Regions from separate parts of the Homo sapiens genome. Here region 1 is linked to region 2. Evidence: chromatin contacts called from ENCODE Hi-C or POLR2A ChIA-PET data. All regions are on one chromosome and are shown on one strand. Each heading gives the region's core, a stretch centred on a gene start or an enhancer-like site at or near the end of the contact. The rest is flanking DNA. Distances are from core to core; before and after follow the strand shown.

The links. Hi-C counts contacts between places; a loop is a spot of excess contacts on that map. ChIA-PET counts read pairs that join two places held with the same protein, here RNA polymerase II (POLR2A). Pooled maps may share reads with other maps.
Region 1: a loop to region 2 is called in a map with no recorded cell type, with 6 times the contacts of the local background. The contact joins the enhancer-like site here to the promoter of NRBF2 in region 2. A Hi-C loop is called at or near these places in 1 of 37 single-sample maps with no recorded cell type and 4 of 50 pooled maps. POLR2A ChIA-PET finds 5 or more read pairs at or near these places in 1 of 52 experiments (B cell).

Annotation. Positions count from the first base shown.
Region 1 is chr10:62,078,555-62,084,911 of GRCh38, forward strand. The region is part of intron 8 of ARID5B (AT-rich interaction domain 5B); the gene reads left to right. Among named protein-coding and RNA genes, the nearest start is that of LINC02621, 180 kb to the right of the region's middle. RefSeq lists an enhancer at 1,710-1,759 and a silencer at 4,145-4,204. Within about 2 kb of position 2,492, at least 13 of the 41 ENCODE cell types and tissues checked have a DNase peak (open chromatin) inside an H3K27ac peak, as active enhancers do; they include B cell, where a contact is called at or near this core.
Region 2 is chr10:63,130,077-63,136,881 of GRCh38, forward strand. It overlaps NRBF2 (nuclear receptor binding factor 2), which reads left to right and starts at 3,252. Exons shown (of 4, transcript NM_030759.5): 1 at 3,252-3,424. The coding sequence starts at 3,395. RefSeq lists silencers at 3,069-3,318, 3,529-3,798.

The DNA of each region.
Region 1 (6,357 bases), core at 1,242-3,741, 1.1 Mb before region 2:
TTTTCATTGAGAAGAGTCATTGCTGCAGTTGTTGCTGGCTGGCATTGTAGAGGGCTAGGCACCATGCATGGTCTGTGTTCACTGTAATAAGCATGCATTTTAATCCCTGGGACATAACATCAGCCTTCCTTAAGTCCATTCCAACTTTCTTCAATGTGGTTGTCATTTGAAAGGCATAGGAACAACATTAGTCTAGATGCTCTTACATGTGGCATGGAGACATCATAGAAAGCCCCAAAGGAGCTTTATTAGGGAGACCATGGGAAGCTTGGGCTTGGTAAGATTAAGTCCTAGAGGCTGGAATTCATGGAGGATATGATTCTCAAGTTTCTCTTACCATCCGATATTAAGTTGGGCATGATCCAACTAGTATCACTACCTTTTGAAGAGCTATGGCATGGTTATTGTAGCATATTGTAAGAGTAGTTGCCCAGTGCCCAAGCCATAGGGCTTCTTCTGATGTAGGAGGTTGACCCTTTGTGGAATGGCTACATATGTATTTTATAGGCCTGTTGCCTCTGAGAAAAGGAGAATGCTCACTCCAGTTTCTCAGGTAACTCCTTAGGAGCTAGGAATTCACTTAACCCAGGCAGGAGTGATCTTTCAGTATCTCCTCCGTGTTGGTATGTCTCCGTGTTGATACATCTGTGTATGAAGATGCACAGCCACCTTTTTGAGATGAAGATAGCTGGACTAGCAGAGGCAGGCAGTTTGGTGGTCGAACTCAAAATTTTGACACTAAATAGCTGTGTGCCATTGACTAGTCACTTAATCGTTTAGCTCTGAACCTCAGTTTTGTCATCCATAAAATGAGATAAAATAATATATCTGTAGATATTTCTTTCTGTAATGGTTGAAATTAAAGCATGCAGAGTGCCTGGTATTAATAAGAATGTAATGCGTGGTGGTGGCTGTTAATATTGTAATGCCTAATCAATATATATGAATGACCTGAATGAGGTTTCTCTACCTTCCCACCTTGCTTCTAACACAGTCCCCTGAAATCCATGTAACTCCAGTTCAGGAAAGCTGTCATCCTTGAGCTAACTCTCTCACACTGACACATCTTTATGGGAGCCGAGCCACCACCTTGCTGTGTCCAGTACCACGTACCTTTCTTTCTTCTCTTCATTTAGGGTCACACACACTCCGGGACCATGGAGGGAGGTATCAGAATTATCAGTGGGCCTAAGAAACAACTCTCCCACCCACTTCCAGGGGCAAATGGAGAGAGCATTAAAGCCTTCAAAAAGTTTTCTTGTCCATCTGCTGCCCATTGAGTAGGTAATGAAGCCCCTGTGAGCAGATCATTTTCCCAGAAAAGAGACCTTTTGTGGTGACAAATGGTTATATTTCATCGTTGTTAATAGTGGACTCCATACCTTTTAGGTGTCTTAGCATAGAATACAGGTGATGCTAGTTATACCTACCTCATTTTTAAAGTATGTAAGGCAGTTTGGCTTTGGTAGCTCTTGGGCAAACTGAGTCTTTCACACAGACTCTGTGTTGCACTCTGCCGCCATTTTGTTGGCTCAGATGGGCCCCGCTATAGGCTCGTTCTTCATGTCAGCGTGGCTTCTTACTCCGTGGTTTGGTGCCCCAGACTTTCAGTTCACATCCTTGCCTGTTGGGAGGTGACACTGGAGGCCTCTTTCTCACCTGTCTTGGTTATGGGGAGAGCTTGTCACACTCGGCACACTATTTTTTCTGCTCCACTCAAGTTCACACCATAAAATGGAGATCTTCTGTGGCTCACATCTCTCTCAGATGGAGCTTAGCTTTTACTGTGCTCAACCAGGGTTGTGCCCGCTGAGGAAACATTCTCATTTCTCTGCTCATTTACATAGCACATTTGTGTATTTGGCTGTTGATTTGGTTCCCTACCCCCAAAAGCTCTTCTTCCACTTTTATGGTCATGGTCTAGCACCTGAGAGGTGAACAGTATGTGAGATTAGAAAAACTCTCTATGCTTATTGGAACTGTAACAAGCATGTGTACCTCATCTTCAGAAAGGAAAAATATACCTTCTATTGGCTCCATATTTGGTGAAAGATTCCTTCCCATACTTCACAGTAAAGTTATATTTTAATTTCTGGCTGCAAAGGGAAATGTCTGGCCAAGCTGTAGAAATTTATCAAGGCTGGAATCAACTCAGAGGTGTAATGACTCCATTTGGGGTGAGATCAGGTCTGAAGTCCCAGTTGAACCAATATGTCATTTCGTTGTTACTACAAAAAAAAAGCCTAATAGTATTAGAATAGTAGTGCCTTTTTTTTTTCTTTTTTTGAGACAGAGTCTCACTCTGTCACCCAGGCTGGAGTGCAGTGGCATGATCTCGGCTCACTTCAGCTTCTGCCACTGGGGTTCAAGCAATTCTCCTGCCTCAGTTTCCCAAGTGGCTGGGATTACAGGCACGTACCACCATGCCTGGCTAATTATTGTATTTTTAGTAGAGATGGGCTGGTCTCGAACTCCTGACCCCAAGTGATCCGACTGCCTCCGCCTGCCAAAGTGCTGGGATTACAGGCGTGAGCTACCACACTTGGCCAGTAGTGGCATCTTTGACCTGACATGCACCAATGTTATTTCCCTCTGCCCCTAGAAAATATTCTGCTCCAAGGACACCAGCAAACCTTTAGGTCTGGAATTTCTCACTGATTTGATACCATAAAGTGCCTATGCAGTAACTGGGGTGACTTTGGGATTCAAATACAACCCTAAAAGTTCACCACTTCTTGCCCCCACTCTCTGGATTCAATCAGTTCCAGACATTATTGTAATACCATTTTTCAAGCTCTGTAAATAGATGGATTCTCGTTTTTCCTATTAAGCACTGTTTGCTAAATATTTTGGCCCAAAAGTTCAGTCATTCCATGCAAGCATTAATCAATACAGGAGACATTAGTGGTTACTGGTTCAGATGAGATTTGACATTATTTTTCCTCTGCTTCTGAGGAAGGGAGGGGAATGTTGTGTAATAAAGATGAAGGGTCTTTTCTTCTTTTGTACAAAATGCAAATGATGAGGACATGTGTGATACACACTTCTCTAATGCAAGGCTGCTGGTTTTTGTTGAGAAAGAGAGGCAAGGCCCTGGAGGATTTTAGACTTTGTAAATATAAAATTATCTGCCTTAGTGTTTAAAAAAATAATAAAAGGGAGAAAGAGTTGGCAGGTTGCCAGATTACTTACATTACAGTAATAGATTTGCTGACCCCTGACTTCTGCTGTAGAGAAATGTATTGAATTTTTCATAATATCAGATGAGGCAGATCTAAAAACCTAGTGTACTAAGCACCATTATTTAACTTGAGATTTAGCAAAGCCGAAATCTTTTCAAACCAGCAATTTCATGTATGATGATAATTTAGTGGCTCAGATGCTAACAAATCAAGGTTATAATGCTATTGACTTGTTAATTTTAACTTGGGTTGATTTTAAGTCTTTTTTTTTTTAAGAAAGAAGAATGAGGAGGGGAAAAAATCTTGCTTTTCACAGTGACTGAATTTAATAAGAATCTCCGTGATAGCAAAAGGCCCCCCTACTGTTTCTGCTTTGGGGTGGAAAATGTTATTCTTGTATTATTCCTAGGGAAAAATAAAATCTCATGCTGCTACAAATCTTATGCCTATGGAAAGATGTTATTTTTTAATACATAATGGCTTACCTATTTCAGATCCATTAATCGCATCGTAAATAAGCATTTTGCTAATCTGAAATGTGAAATCTGGATAATAATAAAGGCCCATTTATCTGTCCAGCTTTCAATCCCCAGACTAGATGTAGATCAGGAAGGGGAAAATCTCTGGATTTTCTAATGAATATATTGCTTCTCTTCCCCATTACTTCCACCCACCTAAAAGCCAGCCCCCATTCTTAGAGTTGCAGTCCATTGAAAATATTTCTCCTGTGTAATGAATTCTTGGGGGCTGGAGTGCATGTTTGCTTTTATCTGTACAGTTTAGAAACTGATAAAATCTTTGCTGTGCTACAAATATTTGAGAAATAATCAACCTCAAGGCGCAGGCATGGTGCATTTTACTAAATTCTTTATATAATACAAACCTACTCAGCTTTCTACATAGGGCAATGTTGACCTAATCTAAGGCTAACCTGTTTTTAATGGTACCACATGTACGTTGAACGTTTAAATGTTCAGAAACCTATAATAGCTTTTGTCCTCTTGTACTGTAAAAACTTCTAATAATCATATGATAAGATCATATCCTGTGGGGTAATTGTGTTGTACCATGACAGGATAACTGAAAAAACATTCAGTGAAAATTGCACCAAACGGAAATCACTATATGAAGCAGCGATTGTGTGCCGTGCGAGACCGTGCCCTGTTCTTCAAAGCTTAGCTGGTCATATTTCTACTTGCTTCCTTTTAGCTTCTGCCTTGCTTGTTTTATTTTAGGAGGCTTTTTTCCCCAAGCCACTATAATTATCTTTCAATGATTTAGAAGGGGGGGAAAAAACACTCGGTTGACCTTTACACACACACACACACTCTCTCACACACTCACACACTCTCATATACTCTCTCTGGAAGCCTTGAACAAGTAGGGCTTGTGTTTGGATTCAGTTTTACCTTAGTCATGCCTCTTTCCAGATACAAGAAACATTTAATTCCAGATTTCCTGCTTCTGGCTTTAGGCCTTTGACCAGCAAAGTGAAATGTATTTTTTACTGCTGTCAGCCAGCCAGCTGCTGAGTTGAGTGAAGGGGAGAAAAAAAAAAAAAAATGAAAGAAAAAATGAAAAAAAAAAAAAAGGAACCGAAATGAGAATGGTGCCCTACTTTGTGAACTTGCAAAATTAGAAAAGGAAATTAAAGTCTCCTTAGCACCCATCTAGAGAGCCAGGTTGGCCCAGGGCTCTCAGAACCCAGAGTGAGGGGTCCTTGGGCGTCCATGGGGTGTCTCTCCCACCCAATTCTCTGCTTTCCCTCCTCCTCCTTCCCACACTCAGAGGTAATGCTGTCATTCTTCTCAGTAAAGAGGGTCCCTCGTGGTGTCACCATCTCCATCAGAAAATGAAGCTGGGGGAAGGGTGGTACCAGCAAATTGCTATCATTGGAATACCCAGACTACAGTGTTCCTTGAGTTCCCATGGCAACAAAACAAAAGTAAAACAAACCTATCTGTCCCAACAATAAAATATGTTTCCATTAAAGTCAATTTAAAATATCTTTCCAGTTTAAAATATTCAATGCATTTTGCTCCCAGACAAAAATCCACAACCTGCCAATATTGAAGAGGATAAAGTCCCTGGCAGAACCAGGCAGAAAAAAGGAATTGGGGGGAATGTTGGGGACTTTACAGATGAGACAGAATAAATTCAAGTATGAACAGGATTGCTTTTTTCTCTTTGTGCTTAGTTATGCTTTTTATTATATAAACATTAACTGTAATATTACAGTGGGAAGCAGGTATTTGGCAGCCATATATTATTTTAGTAAGTCTACATAGGGAGGGCAGTTTCCAGTTTTAGCAGCTGTAACATGTTTAAACTCAGTTTGTAATGGGATCTGAAGATAACTATTCCCCATGGGCTCTGTTGATCTTCATGGCTGGCCAACTGCCAGATGTAGGGCTCCAAAGTATTATTCACGCCTCCTTGCTCATACCTTGTCCAAGCATGCTCAGTAAATGAATTTTGTTTCTAATATGCTATAAATTGGGATCTGATTTTCCCATAGTTTTATTGGTATTTTATTAAAGAGCAAAATATTAGGATCACAAATGTCCCCACATCCGTACTGTCAAACCTGAACAATCGTGTATGGTTAAGCAGTTGAGATCCAAATAACATAGATAGAAACCAATTTTAGGATAGCAAACCAATATCCAGACCAAGGAAGTTTTTGCCTGGGAATCTTAGTTTAAAAATAATCAGGATCCCCAATATTTGAACAGACTTATGATGTTTATAAGCCAAGTACATTTTCTTCATTGAGTCAACTTGTCTTATTTAAAACAAATTATGTTTGCTGTATTAAAGTTCATATTTTTAAGGCTGAGTCTTATATTAATCCCACAGTGAGTCATTAATCATACCAAATGCATTATAAAAACTTTAATCACTGAAGTTGAAACTGAGATTGTAATGCAATCCATCCCTTTTAATTACATCAGCTATTTTTCCCTTTCAGATAAAGAGCTACGTCGCAAAGGGAAAACAGATTAAAACTAGAGCTGTTTGATGTTTCTCTTTTTAGAGCAATTTTATGCAGTTTGTTTAAAAAGTTATATAATTTAAATGCTTGAAATTTTCAGGCCTCTGGTTTTTGTGGCTTGCATAGTCTGTCTGCCTTCCTTCTCGCTGGGGCGGTCTTTTACTTAGCACACTAAAACAG
Region 2 (6,805 bases), core at 2,002-4,501:
AGATGGAAGAAGGGGCTGTGAGTCAAAGGAATGCAAAGAATGTAGCTCCAGAGGCTGGAAAAGAAGGGGGCAAGGCCTTGCTGTATACCTTTGTTTTGGCGCTATGAAATTATTTTGGTCTTGGCCGGGCATGGTGGCTCACGCCTGTAATCACAGCACTTTGGGAGGCCGAGGAGGGTGATTCACGAGGTCAGGAGATCGAGACCATCCTGGCTAACACGGTGAAACCCCGTCTCTACTAAAAATACAAAAAATTAGCCAGGCGAGGTGGCAGGCGCCTGTAGTCCCAGCTATGTGGGAGGCTGAGGCAGGAGAATGGCGTGAACCCCGGGGGTGGAGCCTGCAGTGAGCCAAGATCGAGCCACTGCACTCCAGCCTGGGTGAAAGAGCGAGACTCCGTCTCAAAAAAAAAAAAAAATTATTTTGGTCTTCTAGCCTCCAGAACTGCTAGCCTCCAAATTTCTGTTGTTTTAATCCACTAAATGGGTAGTAACTTCTTACAGCAGTCATAGGAAATTAATACAGTGCCCAAGATAGAACTTTTCATTTTCCATACAAATTAGCTCCTTCCTATTGTTACCAGGGGGTCTTTGTTCTTAGAGCTCCCAAGATGGTGGCAGGCCACTTCCAAGATGGCGGCAAGCCTTTTGTTCTCTGACCTGGGGTTCTTGGCCTCACGGATTCCAAGGAATGGAACCTTGGGCCATGCAGTGAGTGTTATAGCTCTATTAGAAGCCGTGGGTCACAGAAGAGAACCGTGGAACCCAGCAACTAGTGTTCAGCTCGATTAGGACAAACCCTGGGCACTTAGCCTTGCAGGAACAATGGCGAGCCTCTAGCCCGATTGGGAGCAGCAATGGGCGCCTCGCTGGATCAGGAGCACAGTGGACACCCTGATGGATCCAGAGGGGTGGAAGTCAGCGGCGGGTCTGTGATGGCAGCAAACAGCGGTGGTGGACGGTGAGTGAAAGCTCAGCTCAAGCTGTAACAAACATGGACCAGAAGAGTGTGCAGTTGCAAGATTTAATAGAGTGAAAACAGAGCTCCCATACAATGGGAGGGGACCCAAAGGGGGTTGCCACTCCCTGCTCGAATGCCTGGGTTTATATCCTGATCATTGTCCCTCCCCCTGTGCTCTCAGGCGATATATGATTTGACTATTTCTTTACCTTCTGCTTCTAGCCTAATTTGTATTTTAGTGAGCCCTCTTTACTACCTGATTAGTCGGGTGTGAACTGAGTTACAAGCCCTGTGTTTAAATGTGGGTGTGGTCACCTTCCCCAGCTAGGTTTAGGAATTCTTAGTTGGCCTAGGAAATCCAGCTAGTCCTGTCTCTCACTATCTTGTCCACTTGGTTGTTTACTTTTTTATTTTTTTATTTTTAGAGACAGAGTCTCTCTGTGTCACCCAGGCTGGAATGCAGTGGTGTGATTGGTCTCAGCTCACTGCAACCTCTGCCTTCCAGGTTCAAGCAATTCTCCTGCCTCAGTCTCCCCAGTAGCTGGGATTACAGGCACGCGCCACCACACTTGGCTACGTTTTAGTGCTTTTAGTAGAGATGAAGTTTCACCACGTTGGCCAGACCAGTCTCAAACTCCTGGCCTCAAGTGATCTGCTCTCCTTGACCTCCCAAAGAGCTGGGATTACAGGGGTGAGCCAGTGTGCTAGGCCACTTGGTTGTTTAAATACGAGATTTGATTCTTCCATTTTCTGTATGCTTTACTGCCATTCCATCACTAACTCCTCTCAACCTGATGCCCAAAAATATATCTTGAATATATCTACTTCTCTTCCAAGGTTTCCGGCACATGGTAGAAACATGATAACTATGTAATGAGTGGATGCATGACCCAATCTTCCCTACTTCCATTCCAGTCTGAGCGCCCATAATTAGTCAATCAACTAGCTTGTCTTGGTTCTTTTTCCTTAGGCCTTCCACAATCTATTCTTCACATTACAGGGAAATTAATCTTTTCAAAACTGTAAATTAAAGCAGATTATTCTCTAGCTTAATATCCTTTACTTATTTCCCAATGCACTTTGAGTAAAATTCAAATGTTTCATTGTGCACTGCAAGGACACCTATGTTTTGGAAGTTTCCTATCTCTCTGGTATCTTCTTTTGCATCTCTCTGAAATGCTGCAGCTCCCGCCACCCGACCTCCCCGCCTTTAGAGTTGAGGCATAAGACATTTCCTTTGTCGAGAAGGGTCTTTGTTTAACTGGCATTTTAAGGTTTAATCTTAAAGATTACGCCCTTAGCCAGGTGCGGTAGCTCATGCCTATAATCCCATCAGTTTGTGAGGTCCAGGAGGGCGGATCATTGAGCTCACTTGAGCTCAGCAGTTCAAGATCAGCATAGGCAACATGGCGAAACCCCATCTCTACAAAAAATACAAAAATTAACCTGGCCTGAGCACTTGTAGTTCCTAGCTACTTAAGAGACTGAGGTGTGAGGATCGCCTGGGGCAGGGGGCGGGCAGAGGGAGGTTGCAGTGAGTGGAGATTGCGTCAGCAAGACACTTTCTCAAAAAAAATCACGCCCCCCATGAAAGGCTTTCCTTTACCACCCAACTCCACCTTGGTTACTCTATCACAGCTCCCTATGTGTTCCCTTTCCAGCATAAATCACAACTATTTGTCAGTGAATTCCATGACAGAACGAACCTAGCTTTTGTTTGGCACATAATTGTTAAATGAATGCAGTATTATATTTGGCTAGACCAAAATTGTTTCCCTATCAGTTTGTGAGCAACTTGAGGGCAGAGCCCTAAATCATTCGAGTGTGCTGACCTCTAGGGGGGTTAGTCCAGTGCATGGTCTAGAATTGCTCAAATCGGCCTTTTGAAAAAATGAATCATGTACAATGATAAAGGTGTGGACAGGACCACAAGTAACGGTGTAACGATTAGCAGATTTAAGGAAAAGTCAGTCTAAAAGGAAACGTGAGAAGCTAATTGCAGAAGACAGCCATTTCAAGTCTTCAACAGCAAGGCTGTACCTCCTCACGTGACTTCAGTGTAGACTTTAAGAACCTAAACTAACGCTTCTCGCGAGAGGAAAGATTGACCGCTCGCAAGCGTACATCAGCTGGTGCCCCGCCTTCCCTGGGCCCCACCCACTGCCTGTCCTCATTCCCACCTTGAACCAGCCTTTTGCGCGTGTGACGTCATGGCGCCGTGCGTGGCCTCGGCGGTGGCGCAGGGGGCGGGCCCGCGGCGCGGCGCCGGAGGAGGAAGTGGTGAGGTTGTTGCTCCTTCAGCGCCTATCGCTGGCTCTTGGGGCGCAGAGAGGGGCCGCAGTCTCCGCGGCTGCGTCGAGCTCCCTTGCAGTCCCCTCCATGTTCCCCGGCGCCACTACTCCCCTTCCTAAGGCCGCCGCTTACCCCGGGGTCTATGGAAGTAATGGAAGGACCCCTCAACCTGGTGAGTGTCCCACAGAATATAGCGTTCGTCTTGGGTGCCTTTGCCTCAGGAGCCCGGCCCCGTCCCCGGCGCGTCGGCTAACCCTTTAGGCTGGGAGGTTGGTTTGGCAGGAGTGGTCGCAGAGGCTGTGAGGGGCTGCTAGGCAGGCCCTGGCCCAACTGCGGCTCCAGGCTAGCCACTTCAGACTTTGCCCTCCTGGGGGATCCCCGGGAAGTCCTGGCGCCCCCTGTCGCGGGGCCCCGGGCGAGGGGATGCCACCACCTGGGGCTGCCACCTCCTCTCTGGCTGGGGGAAGTCCTCTTAGCGCCACGTAGCCACCTCCCTACAGCCTGGAGAGGCACTGAAGCCGGCCAAGGCAGAAATGGTGTGATACTGGTTTTAAGTTCTAGCAGCAGGGTCTGAGTCTGAGTCGCCCCGCTTTGGAGAGGTGGAGGAGTGAATAGCCTCCTCACCCTCCACTTCCCCCTCCTCACCCTTCACTTCCCCCTCCTCACCCTCCACTTCCCCCTCCTCACCCTCCACTTCCCCCTCATTTCTCACATACATTCACATGCATAAACTGAGTCTACCGTCTTCCAAATATATTAGAGACAGCTGGGAAAAAGACAGCCGTTCCTGTATTTAGCTCAGATTCATCAATTTAGGCATCATGAAAGTGTAATAGGTGTTTGCTGTTCTCAGGAAAATGGCTGATAGCCTGTTTACTTGTGTTTTAAGGCGTTTCAGGTGTTGCAATTAAAAAACAACACAACAGAACCCCACTAACAACGGGAAGCATGAGTTCTTTTCAGACTGGCCATTGCATCTTTTAGTTTTCCAGAGAGGTTACCCATTTTGGATGTAAAAGTCAGATTACTTAAGGTTGCACACAGGAAGAACTTTTGAGTCACAGGTTTGCAATTCATTTGCGATGGTGGAATTGAAAGAAAGCTCTATAGAGGATTCTTTTCTCACATTAGAACTCTGAGTCCTAGAAGAGCAGTAGAGTCAGGTGGTTTAAGACTCTAGGTTTTGAAGCTATGCTGCTTGGATTTGAATTCTAACCTCGTCACTTGATATCTGTGTTACCTTGGGCAAACTACTTGGCTTCACTCGGCTTCAGGTTTTTTGGGAGGATTAAAGGAGTAAATAGGTGTAAAGCACTTAGAACTGTACTAAGTACATAGTACAGTGTAAGAGTTAGCGATTATAACCAGACCATAAGCCCTTAATTTAAAATCTATTTGTAGAATAAAGGTTTGGACTTGAGCTTTAAAAGCCTAAGATTCTCGGACCAAATCACTGGTGCCAGGTTAACTGTTGTGAGGCGCCCCTCCCTTTTAAGTTGGGTCTTGCCCCAGGTGGTAGGTATTTACACTTAAGACGAATTGGACTACATTTGCGAGTTTTTTTTAACCAGGGAACTGGCCAGGCGCCGGGGCTCACGCCTGTAATCCCAGCACTTTGGGAGGCCGAGGCGGGCGAATCACTTGAGCTTAGAAGTTCGAGACCAGCCTGGGCAACATGGCGAAACCCGGTCTCTACAAAAAATACAAAAATAGCCTGGCGTGGTGGCGCCCGCCTGTGGTCCCAGCTACTCGGGAGGCTGAGGTGGCAGGATCGCTTGAGCCCAGGAGGTGGAGGTTGCAGTGGGCCGAGATTGTGCCACTGCACTCCAACCTGGGCGACAGAGCGAGACTCTGACTCAAATAACCAGGGAACTGTCTTGCACTTTTCTTGTTTTTAAGGCGACATATAGTTGGCAATGAAATACAGTGGATGGCTCAATACTGAAACTTCACAGGAGTATTACTAGAAATAATCAGCTGTTTACGAAGTGCTTCAGAGTTCAGGTGTCCTTGCCAAATGAGCATTGGTTCAGTTCTAGTTAGCTTCACATTATTTGGCTGCAGAATAACCCCCGCCAACTGCCCCACGAATGTGTGATGTTTTAAAAGGAGACTAGAACTGGGTGACAGTTGCAGATAGAACTGCAGAATCACTACCAGTTCAGGAAAAATTAGTTAAATGGTGGCAATACCATTTAAATTCTCCTCCATAAAACGGAGCGAGTTTCGACAGAGTCTTTTTAAGCAGGCTAGCGTAACTCCGTATTTCAGCCATAAAATTTATGTAGGCAAGTATCAGAAATTTGGCATCTTGAATTCTTTTTTTTTTTTTTTTTTGAGATGGAGTCTCTCTCTGTCACCAGACTAGAGTGCAGTGGCGCGATCTCAGCTCACTGCAACCTCCGACTCCCTGGTTTAAGCGATTCTTCTGCCTCAGCCTTCTGAGTAGCTGGGATTTCAGGCACGCGCCGCCACGCCCAGCTAATTTTTGTATTTTTAGTAGAGACGGGGTTTCACCATGTTGGCCAGGATGGTCTCGATCTCCTGACCTCGTGATCCCCCCGCCTGGCCTCCCAAAGTGCTGGGATTACAGGCGTGAGCCAGCGTGCCCGGCGGACACCTTGAATTCTTAAACCATTTGAGTCTTGAAAGATCTAATTTCCAGCATAGTTGTTTATTGGAAGGTAACAGTAGAACAGACGTTGACGGTTACTTGAATGAGTACCAATTACAGGCCTCTGGCACTCAGAATTGTCACTCACAGTTTTATAAGATGAGGTTTTTGAAAATTCAGACTTTTTTTTTTTTTTTTTTTCTTTTTTGAGACGGAGTCTCGCTTTGTCACCCAGGCTAGAGTGCAGTGGTGCGATCTGGGCTCACTGCAGCCTCCACCTCCCGGGTTCAAGCAGTTCTCTGCCTCAGCCTCCTGAGTAGCTGGGATTACAGGCATGCACCACCCTGCCCGGCTATGAAAATTCTGACATTCTTTTATGTCAGTGAACACCTAACTTAGTATCTAGTTGACTCAAGATGAGAGTTCTCAATGCTATAATTTGAATGTCTTTGAAAATTCCACTAGTATTATACAAGCTTTTTCTTTTTCTATACTCAGAGAGTTACTAATGCAATAAGCTTTGTCAAATGACGTCGTAGTGTAGTCCAAATTCATTGTATAAGGACTTATCACAGTACATGGATTTGTAATCATGTGTCCTCAGAGCATCCTCGGAACTTAGTAAGGTGTGTTTTCCAGTTTTACAGATAAATAAGCCTAAGCTGAGAGAATTAGGTAATTACTTAGGTCAGTAACTTAAATACATTATGAATCACGAGTTATTTTGATATCAAGACCTCTTTCTAGCAATGCTGCCATATTGTACTCATCATGTTCATTTCAGTATGGTTCTCATCTATATTGAACTGTAGATTCTGTGTTAGCATTTATTACCTCTGCTCCAGTATTGATTCTTTTATGTTAGGTTTGGCAGTAAGGGCCTTAGAAATTCCTCACAGTGAATTTTTAAGATCTGGAAGAGACTAGTTTGAAATATTC